4 separate regions of the Homo sapiens genome follow, and regions 2, 3 and 4 are each linked to region 1. A link is a contact called in ENCODE Hi-C or POLR2A ChIA-PET data. All regions are on one chromosome and are shown on one strand. Each heading gives the region's core, a stretch centred on a gene start or an enhancer-like site at or near the end of the contact. The rest is flanking DNA. Distances are from core to core; before and after follow the strand shown.

The links. Hi-C counts contacts between places; a loop is a spot of excess contacts on that map. ChIA-PET counts read pairs that join two places held with the same protein, here RNA polymerase II (POLR2A). Pooled maps may share reads with other maps.
Region 2: a map of B cell shows a loop between it and region 1 (7-fold over the local background). The contact joins the promoter of PSMC3 here to the enhancer-like site in region 1. A Hi-C loop is called at or near these places in 1 of 168 maps with a recorded cell type or tissue (B cell), 3 of 37 single-sample maps with no recorded cell type and 9 of 50 pooled maps.
Region 3: a map with no recorded cell type shows a loop between it and region 1 (3-fold over the local background). The contact joins two enhancer-like sites. A Hi-C loop is called at or near these places in 4 of 37 single-sample maps with no recorded cell type and 4 of 50 pooled maps. POLR2A ChIA-PET finds 5 or more read pairs at or near these places in 3 of 52 experiments (activated CD4-positive, alpha-beta T cell and activated T-cell).
Region 4: a pooled map shows a loop between it and region 1 (7-fold over the local background). The contact joins the promoter of CELF1 here to the enhancer-like site in region 1. A Hi-C loop is called at or near these places in 2 of 37 single-sample maps with no recorded cell type and 10 of 50 pooled maps. POLR2A ChIA-PET finds 5 or more read pairs at or near these places in 2 of 52 experiments (H1 and HepG2).

What each region holds. Positions count from the first base shown.
Region 1 is chr11:48,107,934-48,111,649 of GRCh38, forward strand. PTPRJ (protein tyrosine phosphatase receptor type J) reads left to right here. Exons shown (of 25, transcript NM_002843.4): 2 at 2,125-2,143. Among named protein-coding and RNA genes, the nearest start is that of MIR3161, 13 kb to the left of the region's middle. Within about 2 kb of position 2,063, at least 18 of the 41 ENCODE cell types and tissues checked have a DNase peak (open chromatin) inside an H3K27ac peak, as active enhancers do; they include B cell, where a contact is called at or near this core.
Region 2 is chr11:47,424,763-47,428,478 of GRCh38, forward strand. It overlaps PSMC3 (proteasome 26S subunit, ATPase 3), which reads right to left and starts at 1,677. Exons shown (of 12, transcript NM_002804.5): 1 at 1,443-1,677; 2 at 1,105-1,188; 3 at 359-484. The coding sequence starts at 1,517. RefSeq lists silencers at 1,304-1,515, 1,786-1,915 and an enhancer at 1,486-1,685.
Region 3 is chr11:47,511,797-47,515,512 of GRCh38, forward strand. The region is part of intron 1 of CELF1 (CUGBP Elav-like family member 1); the gene reads right to left. Among named protein-coding and RNA genes, the nearest start is that of CELF1, 39 kb to the right of the region's middle. RefSeq lists a silencer at 1,764-1,903. Within about 2 kb of position 1,600, at least 12 of the 41 ENCODE cell types and tissues checked have a DNase peak (open chromatin) inside an H3K27ac peak, as active enhancers do.
Region 4 is chr11:47,551,286-47,555,001 of GRCh38, forward strand. CELF1 (CUGBP Elav-like family member 1) reads right to left here and starts at 1,847. Exons shown (of 15, transcript NM_001376376.1): 1 at 1,707-1,847. RefSeq lists enhancers at 59-734, 1,410-2,085 and silencers at 1,433-1,522, 1,593-2,122.

The sequences.
Region 1 (3,716 bases), core at 813-3,312:
ATTAGCTGGGCATGGTGGTGCATGCCTGTAGTCCCAGCTACTTGGGAGGCTTAGGTGAGAGGATCGCTTGAGCATGTGGGATCAAGGATGCAGTGAGCTGTGATTGCACCACTGCACTCCAGCCTGTGACAGAGTGAGACCTTGTCTCTTAAGAAAAAAGTTATTCAAAAAATACTTTGGAAAACAATGCTGGGGAGAGTATGAGCTTCAGATTGCACATTGGTTTCTATCAGGAGGATCTGAGCCTCGGTGGTGTTACCTGTAAAATGGGGATAAAAATACCTCACAGGGTTGCAGTGAAGATGTAAGGATGATGATGATGACAACAGCAGCTCAAATAGATCATTTAACTTAATTCTCGCCAAAGCAAGGCAGGTACAAAGATCATCCTGTTGGCAGATACAGACAGGGAGGGACAGAGAGGTTAATTAAGCAAGCTACCTGCCCGCAGTTACATGGCCAGAAGCAGTGGCACTGAACGACTTCCTTCAGGCGGTCTGAGTCCAGGTCTCAGCTCTTAGCCATCACTCCATGGTTCTGTGCTGAGACAAGGGATGTAGAAAGCCCAGCACAGTGTCTGTTACATAGTAGGTGCTTAGTAAGTTAGAGTTCCTTTTTATCCTCAGAATGCGTTTGCAAGTATAGCCTCCCACAGTGCTTTTACTTTAATCTTTCCCCTTACTGGGCAAAAAAATGTTTGCTGCCCTGTGCGACTTGCCTAGCTATTGACTTCTCTTTTTTCTGCCTCTCTCCTATGATCCATCCTAGACTGTGGATTGAGGCTCAGCCTAGATTAAAGGGCAGGGGCTGGAGGAGGAAGATGAGCTGAAAAAGGGTAGGCCTGAGGCGCGAAGGAGTTGATGGTAGGGTGGAAGGTGGGAATGGGAAGTTTGAGAATTGGAGGACCTGGGGGCAAGACTTTCCCCCTCTGGGCTCGTTCTTTCCTTCCTGTGCCGTTTATTGAGTGCCTACTGGGTCCACCATTCTAGGCATGGGGCACAGACAAGATCTCTGTTCTCATGGAGCACACAGTGTGGTTGGAGGAGTCAGTGATGGACAGAGAGTGAGGGGTGTTGGTTTCCATGGCTGCTCGGAGAAGGACTTGCTGAGGAGGTGGCGTTTTGGGCAGGCCATGAAAAGGTCTGGGCAGAGTGTGTTTGTGGGAGGGAATAAATATGTAAAGGCTCTAGGGGAGAATCAGTTTCGAGAATGTGAGGGGGCAGTGAGACCAGAGGGGCTAGTGGGCTGTGGCTGAGTTTGAATTTTATTCTAAGTGTCATGGAAAGTAGGAGGACGGTTTTTTCCACCAGGGTCCTTTTTGATTATTTTATTCTTCGTGACGATCCTACTTAAAAAAAAAAATCTTATTCACCAAAAAGGTGTGTTTGTGAAACAATAGAGTGTACAACCTTGAATCACTTTAGATTTTTAAAGTATAGGGAAACAATTATGGATCACAATGAATATCCTTGAGGGCTGCTCCCCTCCCCAGCTGACACTGTCAGCTAAACCTTTAAGGCCTCTTGTGTGTCAAGCATTAATTCTTCCCAAAGCTGCTTGACATGTGATTAAAAATTTTTACTGCCACCTACTGATGGAAAGAAGAAGATGAATTTTTGTACAATGAAAATCCCAAACACAGTGGATTTCTGGTTTCCACTGTGCTGTCAGGACTGGGAAATGGGTCTGGGGAAGGGGTGTGCTGGGCTTGGTATCCCCCCCACCCAACCCCCTTTTTTTGGCCCTGACAATCTGGTCTCTGCTTCTGTGTCCTTCTGCTTCAGCTCATCGCACAGTGGGTGGAGGGAGGTGCTGACCTGGGGAGTTGCTCCGGGGAGAGGGCTGGAGGTGGGGGGATGTGTCTGGGGAGAAACACTGGGCACTGGGAGTCAGCAGCCGCCAGCCCCCACATAACCCAGTTAATCCTTTGTAATTGACCCCGAGGTTGCAATGATTCCCTGTGTTTAATGTCCCAAGACGGCCTAACCCTGACCAGCAGACCTTTGCTTAATGTGCTTCTTACCACCCCACCCCCATTATTAAATCCTCAACTGCTTTATTTCTGATTTGCATTTTCCATGGCTGAATGAATCTGCTGACTTCCGTTTTCTTTTTCTGTTTCAGATCCTGTGCGCAGGTGGCAGTGAGTACCCTTTTCCTCTCTATTCTTGTGTTGTTCGCTACTGCCCCCTAATGGACACACAGCAACATTAACAGCAATGTGAAATGCTAATTTATTAAAACCTGCTCGGTTTCCAATTTTTCTTTTTCTTTTTCTTTTCTTTTTTTTTGAGTTGGAGCCTCGCTCTGTAGCCCAGGCTGGAGTGCAGTGGTGCCATCTCGGCTCACTGCAACCTCCGCCTCCCGGGTTCAAGTGATTCTCCTGCCTCAGCCTAGCAAGTAGCTGGGATTACAGGCACGTGCCACCATGTCCGGCTAATTTTTTGTATTTTTAGTAGAGACGGGGCTTCCCCATGTTGGTCTTGAACTCCTGACCTCAGGTGATCCGCCCGCCTTGGCCTCCCAAAGCGCTGGGATTACAGGCGCGAGCCACCACGCCCGGCCCCAATTTTTCTTTAGAAGTAGGAGTGAGGGTGGAAACAACAAATGAAAGAAAAAATTTTAATTAATTGTGCAATCATGATGAAAATTTATATTTTCTGTAATTTTTTTCTAGCCTCATCTGTGGGCGATTTAACTTAGTTGAAATTGTAATACATTATTTGTATATTGTTTATGTGCTGTTATCCTTTAAGTATTTTCTTGTGTTGCTACATTGCCCTTTTGTTGCTACATTGCTACATTTAAAGAATGGGGTGGAAGATCGTCATAACCTTTGGAAAATGAGACCTGGACTCCCGCATGTTTTGCTTTCATGCACAGGGCTGAGTCCCAACTGCTGACAGTGCTGGTTCATTCCCTGGTAATAAAATGAGAAAAATAAGGATATGACTAGAAGTTTTTTAAGGAAGCTTAAATATATTCAGTTGAAAGCACCATCCATCCCTGGATTATGTCCTTACTAATTTTTTGGTCATAAAACATTTCTATAAGAATTGAAGGCCGGGCCTGGTGGCTCATGCCTGTAATCCCAGCACTTTGGGAGGCTGAGGCAGGTGGATCACCTGAATTCAGGAGTTCGAGAACAGCTTGGCCAACATGGTGAAACACCATCTGTACTAAAAATACCAAAAAAATTAGCCAGGTGTGGTGGCATGCACCTGTAATCCCAGCTACTTGGGAGGCTGAGGCAGGAGAATCGCTTGAGCCTGAGAGGTGGAGGCTGCAGTGAGCCGAGATCACTCCATTGCACTCCAGCCTGGGCAACAAGAGTGAAACTCCATCTCAAAAAAAAAAAAAAAAAAAAAAAATTAAAAATAATAGTAGTTGGTAGTTTTTTAAAAAATGTACCTTTTAGGAAAAAAAAAAAAAACCATGGTTTTTGTTTCTCCCCAAAATTTGGGAACTTTTTTTTTCCTGATTGGTAAAATCTCAGTTTGTGAGATAAAATAATTAGATTGTACTCATGGAAGCATATATGGGCAGATCTTGCTGAAATCTTCTAATAAAGCAAATCTCAATTAATAATGGTAATTAGAGCCTGTGCAAACAATGGGAAGAGTACTGCCGTTGGTTTTTCTTCCTGTTAATTAGTTTAATAAATAAACTGGTGGGTACCTTGTACAGGCTTGAATCACTGCTGCAGAAGAACACTT
Region 2 (3,716 bases), core at 427-2,926, 680 kb before region 1:
CCTAAGACAGTTCCTAATACCTGCAGGGCTGGCCATCCTTACCTCCCTCCTCCAATAGCCCTGAGCCCACCAAACGTGGGTGCCCCTGCTAAGCCCAGGGATTGATCTCTGTGTAGGTGCTGCTCCTCTGCACAGGGCTCATCTACCCCGGAGGAGACATAACCAACAGAAAAGGAGACACGTGAGACCTCCCAGGACTTTGCAGGCCCCGTCTTCCCCATGAAAGTGCCCCAGGAGGTGTAGCTCTGACATGCAGTTTGGCCTCAATACCTCCACCCACTCTTTCCCTAGTGGCCCCACCCCAGGCTGTCCCCATTCCCTGCTGACTCCCTCTCTTCCCCTCCACATACACACACACCTCGATGACGTTGGAGACAAGGTACGGCAGGGTCTTGTTCACTTTGATTTTCTCACTGTTCTCTTTTATCTTGTCCTTCATGGCTTGGAGCTCATGGGTGACTCTCAACACTTCACTCTTCATGATCTGAGATCAGGAGGGGAGGAGAAGCAAATATAAACCCTGGCACAGCTTATGCTAGAGCCCTGTAACTAGTGAGGTCCAGGGTGCCCAGGGGACCCTCCCGCATCCATTCATCCAGCTCTGAGGCTCTCTGAAGGCAGAGTCTGACTGTGTCCACATCCTGCAGAAGTCAAAAGAGGAGGCCAGTTTGGAAACCTCCTGGTGAAATAGTGGTAGTATTGGAATAAAAGCAGGCCTCCGAGAGAGGCAAACATAGGTTTTAGGTTCTGCCTCATAGTAAGAACTGGGTGCTTTATCGCAGTACAAACCTCTCTGGGCCTGTCTCCTCATCTGTAAAATAGGCATTTTACTAAAAGAAGGATTCTTGAGAGGATTATTCCCAGTTCTCACTGGGAAAGGCAATCTGATAACTTCTCATCTCAGCCCAGGCCTCCCACCACCCCCTACCTGTCTTCTTGTCCCTTTTAAGGCTTAGTTTTCTTTCCTCTCTTCCTGATATGAGGGGGAAGCCCGAGCCCCATGTCTCCCCCAGGGTGCCCGATTAGGAAGTACGAGAGGCGACTCGGATCGCCGGGGCCTGTCCTGTGGGGGCTCCATCGCCCGCACAGGAGCTGTGCGCCCACCTTGATCTCACTGTCCAGCAGCCGTGTGCGCTGGATGATCTCCTCCGTGGACATCTTGAGCACCTCCTCCCCAATTCCATCTTGCTGTAAAAAATTATTTGTTTATTTATATATTTACTTTTACTCAGGACAAGCATCCCTCGTTCTCCGAACCCACTCACAGCCTCAGTTTCCACGCCCATAAAACCAGGATGGAGTCAGGACCCCTGCCCACATCCCAAACAACCCCGTCCCCGGGATCGGGCCAGACCTTGACCCCCAGCCACCTCCTTCCCTCTTGTCAATGGCGTCTCCCTGCGGGCCCCGGTTCCCGGACCGCCAGCTCGCCCGGTGCCCACCTCGGCCTCATCCCACACGGTCGCCATCTTCTCCTGCCGAGTCACTGGACTCTCAATATTCGGCAGCAGATTCATTTCCTGGAGGAGCGGGCAGAAGATGGGACCAGGCGGGAGCCGCAACGGGAGATTAATACCGTCTTTCTTAAAGCCTTCTCTTGACCAGTGGAAAACCTCTCCCCACAAATCCCGACTCTTGACCCGACCAGCTCCGGCCGTGCTGCGGAGCAGCGAATCTGCCTCTCCGATTCCAAAGACCAACCCCTGGCCACAGGCCCCGCCCCCGCGGACCCCGAAACGTTCCCGCCCGCGTCCTATTTTTGCCGGGCGCGAGAGGTGGGGCCGCTATTGGCCGACACGCGCGTTGGGGGCGGGGCCTATGTGTAAAACCGGAAAGGGAGGGAGAAGGGTGGGATCCGCGAGGGCCTTTGGGAAATGTAGTCTTTAATCTGGCCCGTGACAGATGCTTGCGGAGGGGCGCGTTCAAACTCAGACCGTGACCCCGCTAGGAATAAGGGGATTTACACAATGACACTGCCTCCCAATTAATAAACGACATAGGCCAGCCGTGTGCAAAGGGCCAAAAAGGCATGCCACCTCAGTCCGCATTTTTACAATTATTTAAGTACAAGCTGGCCACCCGGAGTTACGGGAGGGAATCATTAACCAGCTTTAAAGAGAAATCGCTGCTGCTCCTAACGTCAGAGCAGGCTTCACGGAATTGTCCACGTGGGAAGAACTCAATTGACCATCAGCCTCTACGATTAAAAACATTATGACTCGGGCCGGGCGCGGTGGCTCACGCCTGTAATCCCAGCACTTTGGGAGGCCGAGGCGGGCGGATCACGAGGTCAGGAGATCGAGACCATCCTGGCTAACACGGTGAAACCCCGTCTCTACTAAATATACAAAAAATTAGCCGGGCGTGGTGGTGGGCGCCCGTAGTCCCAGCTACTCCGGGCTGAGCCAGGAGAATGGCATGAACCTCGGAGGCGGAGCTTGCAGTGAGCCGTGATCGCGCCACTGCACTCCAGCCTGGGCGACAGAGCGAGACTCCGTCTCAAAAAAAATTATGTCTCGTATCTGCAATTGTTTGTTTTCTCTGACCATGGTTAGTAATCTCAGTGAGCAGAGCGGGTCTCCGGATCATGGGAGACTCATTCGTTGTACCCTTGTCGGCTATTTTAAATGATCTCTCCTTATCCTTTGAGGTGAGCCCTGGAGCCCCTTTAAAGGGAACTTCATGTAAGCAACATAGCTTATATTTCAAGTCAAACCATCACAAACACTCTGTTAACCTGATGAAAATCTGTGCAATCGTTGCCTTTTTTTTGTTTGCTTGTTTGTTTTTTGTTTTTTGAGACGGAGTCTCGCTCTGTCGCCCAGGCTGGAATGCAGTGGCGCGGTCTCTCCCTACCGCAACCTCCGCCTCCCGGGTTCAATGGATTCTCCTGCCTCAGCCTCTCAAGTAGCTGGGATTACAGGCACCCACCACCACGCCCAACTAATTTTTGTATTTTTAGTAGAGACAAGGTTTCACCATGTTGACCAGGCTGGTCTCAAACTCCTGGGCGTAAGTGATCTTCCTGCCTCAGCCTCCTAAAGTGTTGGTACTATAGGCATGAACCACTACACCTAGCCTTTGCAGTAGTTTTTTTTGGAACACGGTTGAAAGCAGAATTTTTTTCTTTAAATAACAACATGTACAGCTGCTCACTCAGGCTGACAAAGCGTCTCCTCAAGTAACAGTGCTTTATTCCATTCTCTCAACAAGCCTGCCTTGTGGACAGACTGAATTACCATTCTCAAATTTAAATAAGCATAGGGAGGCTCAGAGAGGTTAAGTGCCTTGCTGGAGGTTATTCAGTGAGTCACTGGCAGCACTAGGACTGCTGACCCCAAATTCTCACTTTGAGTTGCCCGATAGGAGCCAAGAAGCCCAGAGGGGAAAGACTGTCCAATCTGTGCTGGTCCCACTATGCCTGGGTCAGTTGGGTCCCATTCTGGGGCCTACTTTTGGAGATCCTGACAAATACGAATATGTTTAGAAAGCCTCCAGCCTGGGCCTAGGAGGGATGCAGACATTCTCCCCTTAACCAACTTTTAGGTAGGCTCTTCTGAGCCATCTTTTTTTTTTTTTTTTTTTTTTTGAGACGGAGTTTCGCTCTGTCGCCCAGGCTGGAGTGCAGTGGCGGGATCTCGGCTCACTGCAAGCTCCGCCTCCCGGGTTCACGCCATTCTCCTGCCTCAGCCTCCCAAGTAGCTGGGACTACAGGC
Region 3 (3,716 bases), core at 350-2,849, 600 kb before region 1:
TCATGCACATAACCCACAGAAAGTCTGTTTAAATGCTAAGGGCCATAAAGTTGAGTCTGACTTTTTTTTTGAGACAGAGTCTCTCTCTCTTTTCCAGGCTGAAGTGAAGTGGCATGATCTCGACTCACTGCAACCTCTGCCTCCCGGGTTCAAGTGCTTCTTGTGCCTCAGCCTCCCAAGCAGCTAGGACTACAGGCACAAGCCATCATGCCCAGCTAATGTTTTGTATTTTCAGCAGAAACAGGGTTTCCCCATGTTGCCAAAGCTGGTCTTGAACTCCTGAGTTTAGGCAATCCACCCTCCTTGGCCTCCCAGAGTAAGCTAGGATTACAGGAGTGAGCCACTGTGCCCGGTTTTTTGTTTTGTTTTGTTTTGAGATGGAGTCCCGCTCTGTTTCCCAGGCTGGAGTGCGGTGGCATGATCTCTGCTTACTGCAACCTCCGCCTCCCAGGTTCAAACGATTCTCCTGCCTCAACCTCCTGAGTAGCTGGGACTACAGGCACTGGCCACCAAGCCTGGCTAATTTTTTTGTATTTTTAGTAGAGACAGGTTTTCACTGTATTAGCCAGGATAGTCCTGATCTCCTGACCTCATGATCCACCTGCCTTGGCCTCCCAAAGTGCTGGAATTACAGGCATGAGCCACCGTGCCCAGAATTTTTTTTTTTTTTTTTTTTTTAGAGATGAGGGATCACTCTGCCCAGCTAATTTTTTTTGTATTTTTAGTAGAGACAGAGTCTGGCCATGTTAGCCAGGGTGGTCTCGAACTCCTGACCTCAAATGATCTGCCTGCCTCAGCCTCCCGAAATGTTGGGATTACAGATGTGAGCCTCCGCACCCTGCCCAAACTTTTAACTGGAAAAGAGAAAAAAGACAAATAATAGAAATAACTTGGGAAAAGTATATTCTCTTTAAAGTATTACTTTTTGGTCAGCTTGCAATGCCCTTTACTTCTTTCTTCCTGTTACATGCCTAGCTCAATAAGTAAGTTAGGCCCCCTGCTTTGGAAAACTCCATGTTCACCTACTCTCATGCTCCAGAGAGCCAAGTAAACAGATAAAAGGATCAAGCGGGAAGCAGACCTCTCAGGAGCTGGAGGCCTGTAAGCCCAACAATGCTTTAGGCTAAACAGACTAAACTTTATGCTAAACCGTGTGAAAATGGACAAGTGAGATTTCCTGAAAACAAAATCCACAGCTTTCATCAGATTCTATAAGGGGTTCACAACCATTCTTAGAATGGTCCCCTCTTGGACTTCCAATCCCTAGAGGATGGGACTAGATTAATCTAGACTAACACTAGGTCATCTAAAACTATAATTGTATTTTCTCTAAACAAGTTTTTAAACAGCTATCTAGTTTAGTCCACATCACATACAATTCACCTCATTTAAAATGTTGTTAGTGATTTTAATCTCATTTCAAAATGTTGTTAGTGAACTATGTTTCAACTTTCTCATTTATATTCATATCCACAGAACACCTGAATAAAAGTAACACATATCAGACCTTCAATTGTTGAACTTAATTCCCCAGTTTATCTGGTGTAATTTGTAAAGTTTCTATGAACTTTCCTGAATTGAGACATACTTGCACTTCCTAGTTTTTTGGGGGTTTTCCCCCCTGAAATTGCAGGTACTGTAAAAGCAACATGTGGGCAGCACCCCCTCTTTTTTTTTTTTTGAGACAGAGTCTCGCTCTGTCACCCAGGCTGGAGTGCAGTGGCGTGATCTCAGCTCACTGCAAGCTCCGCCTCTCGGGTGCATGCCATTCTCCTGCCTCAGCCTTCCGAGTAGCTGGGACTACAGGCACCCGCCACCACGCCTAATTTTTTGTATTTTTAGTAGAGATGGGGTTTCACCATGTTAGCCAGGATGGTCTCGATCTCCTGACCTCGTGATCCGCCCACCTCGGCCTCCCAAAGTGCTAGGATTACAGGCGTGAGCCACTGCGCCCGGCCACCCTCTTTTTTTTTTTTTAAACAAAATATTTCATAAGTATTCCTTCCTGTTTTAATTTTTCCATTTCCCCAACTTTAATTAATTATACTTACAACCATATTTTGGTTTATCTTCTACCAGGATTTCTTCCATGCATACAATAAAATGTACAAACACTCAAATACACAAAATTTTCCTTTTTTTTTTCCCCCCAGATGGAGTCTTGTTCTGTTGTCCAGGCTGGAGTGCAGTGGCATGATCTCAGCTCACTGCAGCCTCTGCCTCCCGGGTTCAAGCAATTCTCCTGCCTCAGCCTCCCAAGTAGCTGGGACTACAGGCGTGCACCACCACACCCAGCTAATTTTTGTATTTTTTAGTACAGACAGGGTTTCGACATGTTGGCCAGGCTGGAACTCCTGACCTCAAGTGATGGGCTCACCTTGGCCTCCCAAAGTACTGGGATTACAGGCATGAGCCACCATGTCTGGCCTCAAATACACAGAATTTTCAAATTCAATATTATACTAAGTATAATACTGCACAACCTACTTTTTTGCACCTAACAATGATAAACATTTTCTCGTAAGCAGCCATTATTAAAGGATCAGAGCCACAAATGGCCTAAAGCTTGACTCTGCCAATAGCATCCTTGCATATTCACAACCAATAAATAGAACTACCTCCCTAATCTAGCTCACCTCCCATTTAGTTATATGATCTTTCCATGAGTATATAAGCACCTAAACCAGAGGTCGTCTCACCTGAGAGACACCCTATTTTAGAGGCACTCAGATGAGGCAAACAGAGCATGCAAAAAACATTTTTAAAAATCTCTTTTTGGCCAGGCATGATGGCTCATGCCTGTAATCCCAGCACTTTGGGAGGCCAAGGCAGGAACATCTCTAGCACCCAGGAGTTTGAGACCAGCCTCGGCAACATAGCAAGACCCTATCTCTACAAAAAAAAAAAAAAAAAAAATCAGACAGGCATGGCAGTGCACGCCTGTAGCCCTAATTTGGATGCTGAGGTAGGAAGATTGCTTGAGTCCAGAAATTTGAGGCTGCAGTGAGCCATGATCGTGCCACTGCACTCCAGTCTGGCTGACAGAGCAAGACCTTGTTTCAAAAAATAAAATAATTTAAAAAATCTCTTTTCCTATTTCCTCCCCAAATGCCCACACACTGGGTGTAACTCTCAAATCCCCCGTATTTCCTCTCTGCTCCCCAAACAGCTTCCTACTGTGGTGAGAGCTGGGAGGTGGGAGGAGGAATCTAATTCTTTCTATAGTTCCTGTTTCTTTACCATGGCAGTACTGTCAACAATGGACAACAAATTGCTGGATGCAGCAGTAGCAATTTACATATGGTAGCTAAGCTAATGCACAGCTTTCTCTGGGCAGAATTACTAACGCTTCTACCTATCATTGCAGTTTGAACCCAATGTTCCAGGCACACCAGTGTTAAGTATTTGCCTGGTGGCTTCTACCTTCAAAGGCACAGGGAATGATACACAGAAGTAATACACAGAAGTGAGGGAGGTGGAGGGAGTGGGAGCTCTGAACCCACCGAGGGAGGGTGCTCGCTCCAAGGACTGTGACACCAGACAAAGTACCTAATTCAAACCCAAAGGCTCAGTCATTCAACCTTTCCATAATATTCATGATCACTTGCTCAAATCTGGCATGTTCTAAGACCACAGTTCCTTCTTAGTTTCACTGCCCTGCCATGAGGCCAAATCTGTCTTATCTAGTGAGTCACTACTGCTCCTCTTTCCAACTG
Region 4 (3,716 bases), core at 597-3,096, 560 kb before region 1:
GGAAACAGGTGGTGGACTGTCATGAGGAAAGAACCACTAGGGGAACCATAACCTTCCTGGTTAAAGCAACAACTGAAAGCTCCAGCTTTGCTTTACCAACAGTGCTGCTTCAATCTTGGCTAACTCATGATCAGAAACCACATACTAGGTAAGTAAAGCCTGAAGAATATAAAAATTAACATGAGAAGAAAATCACTGTAGCAACAGTTTGTGCATGCTATTGTAATTCCATGATTTTCTAAGTGGACTCTTTAATGCTAAAACAGAAAGGGTGATTCTATATTGAGACGCCTTCATTCTCACCAAGGATTAATAGAGAGGCTGAAACTTCCAAAGCGCTTGGAGAGAAGCTACACTTGTGGGCAAGGGGAAAGCATCCAATTAAAGCCTTCCCAATTCATGGGTAATCAAAGACAGTGAAAAGAACTTTAAAAGGTGAAGTTCCGGGCGGGGGCGGTGGCTCACGCCTGTAATCCCCAGCACTCTGGGAGGTCGAGGCGGGTGGATCACCCGAGGTCAGGAGTTCGAGACCATCCAGCCTGATCAACATGGTGAAACCCCGTCTATACTAAAAATACGAAAATTAGCCAGGCCTGGTGGCACATGCCTGTAATCCCAGCTACTTGGGAGGCTGAGGCAGGAGAATTGCTTGAACCTGGGGAGGTTGCAGTGAGCCGAGATAGCGCCACTGCACTCCAGCCTAAGCAACAAGAGCGAAACTCCGTCTTAAAAAAAAAAAAAAAAAAGATGAAGTTCTTGTAAAAGATTCATTATTTGTAACCTCTTACACTGCACACATTATAAAGCATTTCATGCTCTTTAAAACTGTTATACAGCCTTTTTACTCGAAGGTAATAAACCTACAGCTCTCTCCTGGCGAGAAAGAGATTCCATTTTGCGGAAACAGATTCCAGTCAAAATCTTACCACATTCCCCTCAACTATGGGTATGAGCCTAAACCAATGAGAAGCTCCTTGGTGCATGTGTAATGGTCTCCAAGAATTACAACAACATCCTACCCGGAGGACCACAACCACGACACCACTGGCTTTAAAATCAAAGCCTGGTCCCTAGCGAAGAAAGCGCTTTAATGTGCTCCTCCCGCTCCCGGGTGCGAGATTCCTGCCCAGCTACTAGGCCACGACTGGGTGAGCACCTGATGTGGGGGGAGGGCGAGCCAAGGCCGTAGCGGATCTGGGGCGAGGAACGAGGGGCTCTCGAGGCTCGGGAAAAGCGCTGCCTTCTAGGGGCGCGGACCCTTCGGCACCCACAGGAGTGGACACTAAGAACACGTGAGACGACAGGGGCAGAGATGGGGTGTCCCGGGCAGGTAGCCTGGGTCCAGCACGGCAGCCAGAAAGACGAGGAAAACGGAGCTGGCCCTGGGCAGGGCACGAGGCCTCTGAGCCTAGAGAGTGAAGGTAAAGGGCGCGGGGAGAGGAAGCAAAGCCACGAGGAGGGCGGGTCTCCCTGGGCGCGGGGGCACGCGCTGGGCAAACGCGACAGGACCCGGGGAGCCGGGGACCCCGACATGCAGGAGGAGATCGCAGCCCTACCCCAGGACGCAGGGAACGAGAAAAGGCCGCGCCCGGAGGGCCCTGTGACCCGCGGCCTCCCTAACCGGACCCGCCCCGCGGCGCCTCCCTCTTGCCTTTTTTCCCCTCCCTCCCTCCCGCGGCCCGTTATCCTGCGGCCGCAGCACTCACCAGCGGCTGCACCTGAGCCTGCCGCTGCCTCAGTTGCTGCCTGCGCCTCCGCAGCCGCCGCCGCCGCCTCGCTGCTGAGGCCGAATCCCGGGGGAGCCTCCGCGTCCCGCCGCCGCTGCCGCTGCCGCCAGAGCAGAACACCCCAAAATGGCGGCACTTCCGGCACCTACCACCGGCGGGGAGGGCAGAGGAGGAGGGGGAGCGCGGCGAGGGGGAACGTATCACCGCGGCGCCGCCCGCAGCGCCGATGCGAGCGGAGCGCGGCGTAGGGGCGGGCCGAGCGCCGGGCGCTGCAGCGCCCCCTCGGGCTGGGAAGTGGAGGAGCAGCCGCACCTAAGCCCCTGGGGCCGCGGGCGGAGCCCTCAACCTAGGGAGCTGCAGGGGCGCATCTCTTTGTCTCCGATCCCTACTGGAGGGAAGAGCCAGGCCTGGGAATCTGAAGTTCTCGACTCCGCCCATCGCACCCACAGGAGCTCTAGATGACCCTGGTGGGCAAGGAGGCACCCCTACTGGGCACTGAATAGGAGCATAATAAGATATTTGTTGAATAAATGGATGAGTGAGTGACTGGTGCTTGGCCAGCGTTGGGCACATGGCACGCCCCTTTTTGCCCCAGCAGACAAGCAACAGCATCCAGGCCTTCCTTCTTTGCTGGGATGTGAATATGTGTGTTCCAAGTGCAGGGAGTGCTTTTTAGCAAGATAATCAGTGTGAACGCACAACCTGGCAACGATCGCTGCGACATAAGGAAGTTCACAAAGATTCTATTAAGAGACCGATTGCCCAGCCATAACCTGCTTTTACCGAAAAAAAAATATATATATATATTTTTTTTTCTTAACTCAGGTTAGGTCTCTAAAGACTTCCTCCTGAGTTACTCTGGAATCCCTGGGTCTAGATGGAACGCAAGCAGTACAATTTGTTGTTGTTGTTGTTGTTGTTTAAGCCAACATTTATTCCTAGGTTCCAGACCTTGTGAGGCAGTTAAATGCAGATTAAGAAAGAAAACTTTGTTCTGGAAGCTTTTGGCCCCATCAACATGCAAATAACTCATGGGATGGTTTCTCTCTAACATCATCTGGCTTCCCAGAGAATATAATTTTTATACCCACAAATACTGATTATATCCTACCTTACCACAAACAACAAGTGGGCTTCCAAGCAGAAGCCTCAAGGGTTTTCCTCTTTCGCCTTTGGGGGGGAAAAAAACTAACCAGAGTTTTTCTGGTACCATATAGTCCTTAAATTGTACATGATCATATTCCCTAATTGTACTGGGTAGTTTTATATACATTCATAATGCTGATATATGATCTTGTTCTTGTTAATAGTTTTATGTGTAGTTGACTGAAAACATCCTATATTTATAGACCATTATAGCTTACAGAATGTTGTCACAAATATTACCATATATTTGCTGCTATAGGTTGTAGAAATGTTTCAAGCAGAGAGTCTGTCTCCTTTTGTGCTCCATAGAATCATGTGGATATCCACATGGCTCACTTCCTCACCTCCTTCAGACTTTGACTTAAGTGTCACCTTCTCAGTCCAGTCTTCCCTAAGCACTCTATTTTACACTGCTTGCATGCATGGCATGTGCACACACACACACACCCATGCTTTCAATCCCACTTTCATTTTTATCCAAAACATTTATCATTATCTAACACAGTTTTTTTTTTTTTTTGAGACGGAGTCTAGCTCTTGTCACCCAGGCTGGAGTGCAGTGGCGCGATCTCGGCTCACTGCAACCTCCACCTCCCAGGTTCAAGCAATTCTCCTGCCTCAGCCTCCCGAGTAGCTGGGATTACAGGCGCGTGCCACGATGCCTGACTAATTTTTGTATTTTTAGTGGAGACGGGGTTTCAACCCCTGTTGGTCAGGCTGGTCTCAAACTCCTGACTGCAAGTGTTCTGCCCGCCTCTGCCTCTCAAAGTGCTGGGATTACAGGCGTGAGCCACTGCACCCGGCCTCACAGTATATTTTGTATTTATATATTTTACTTGTTTT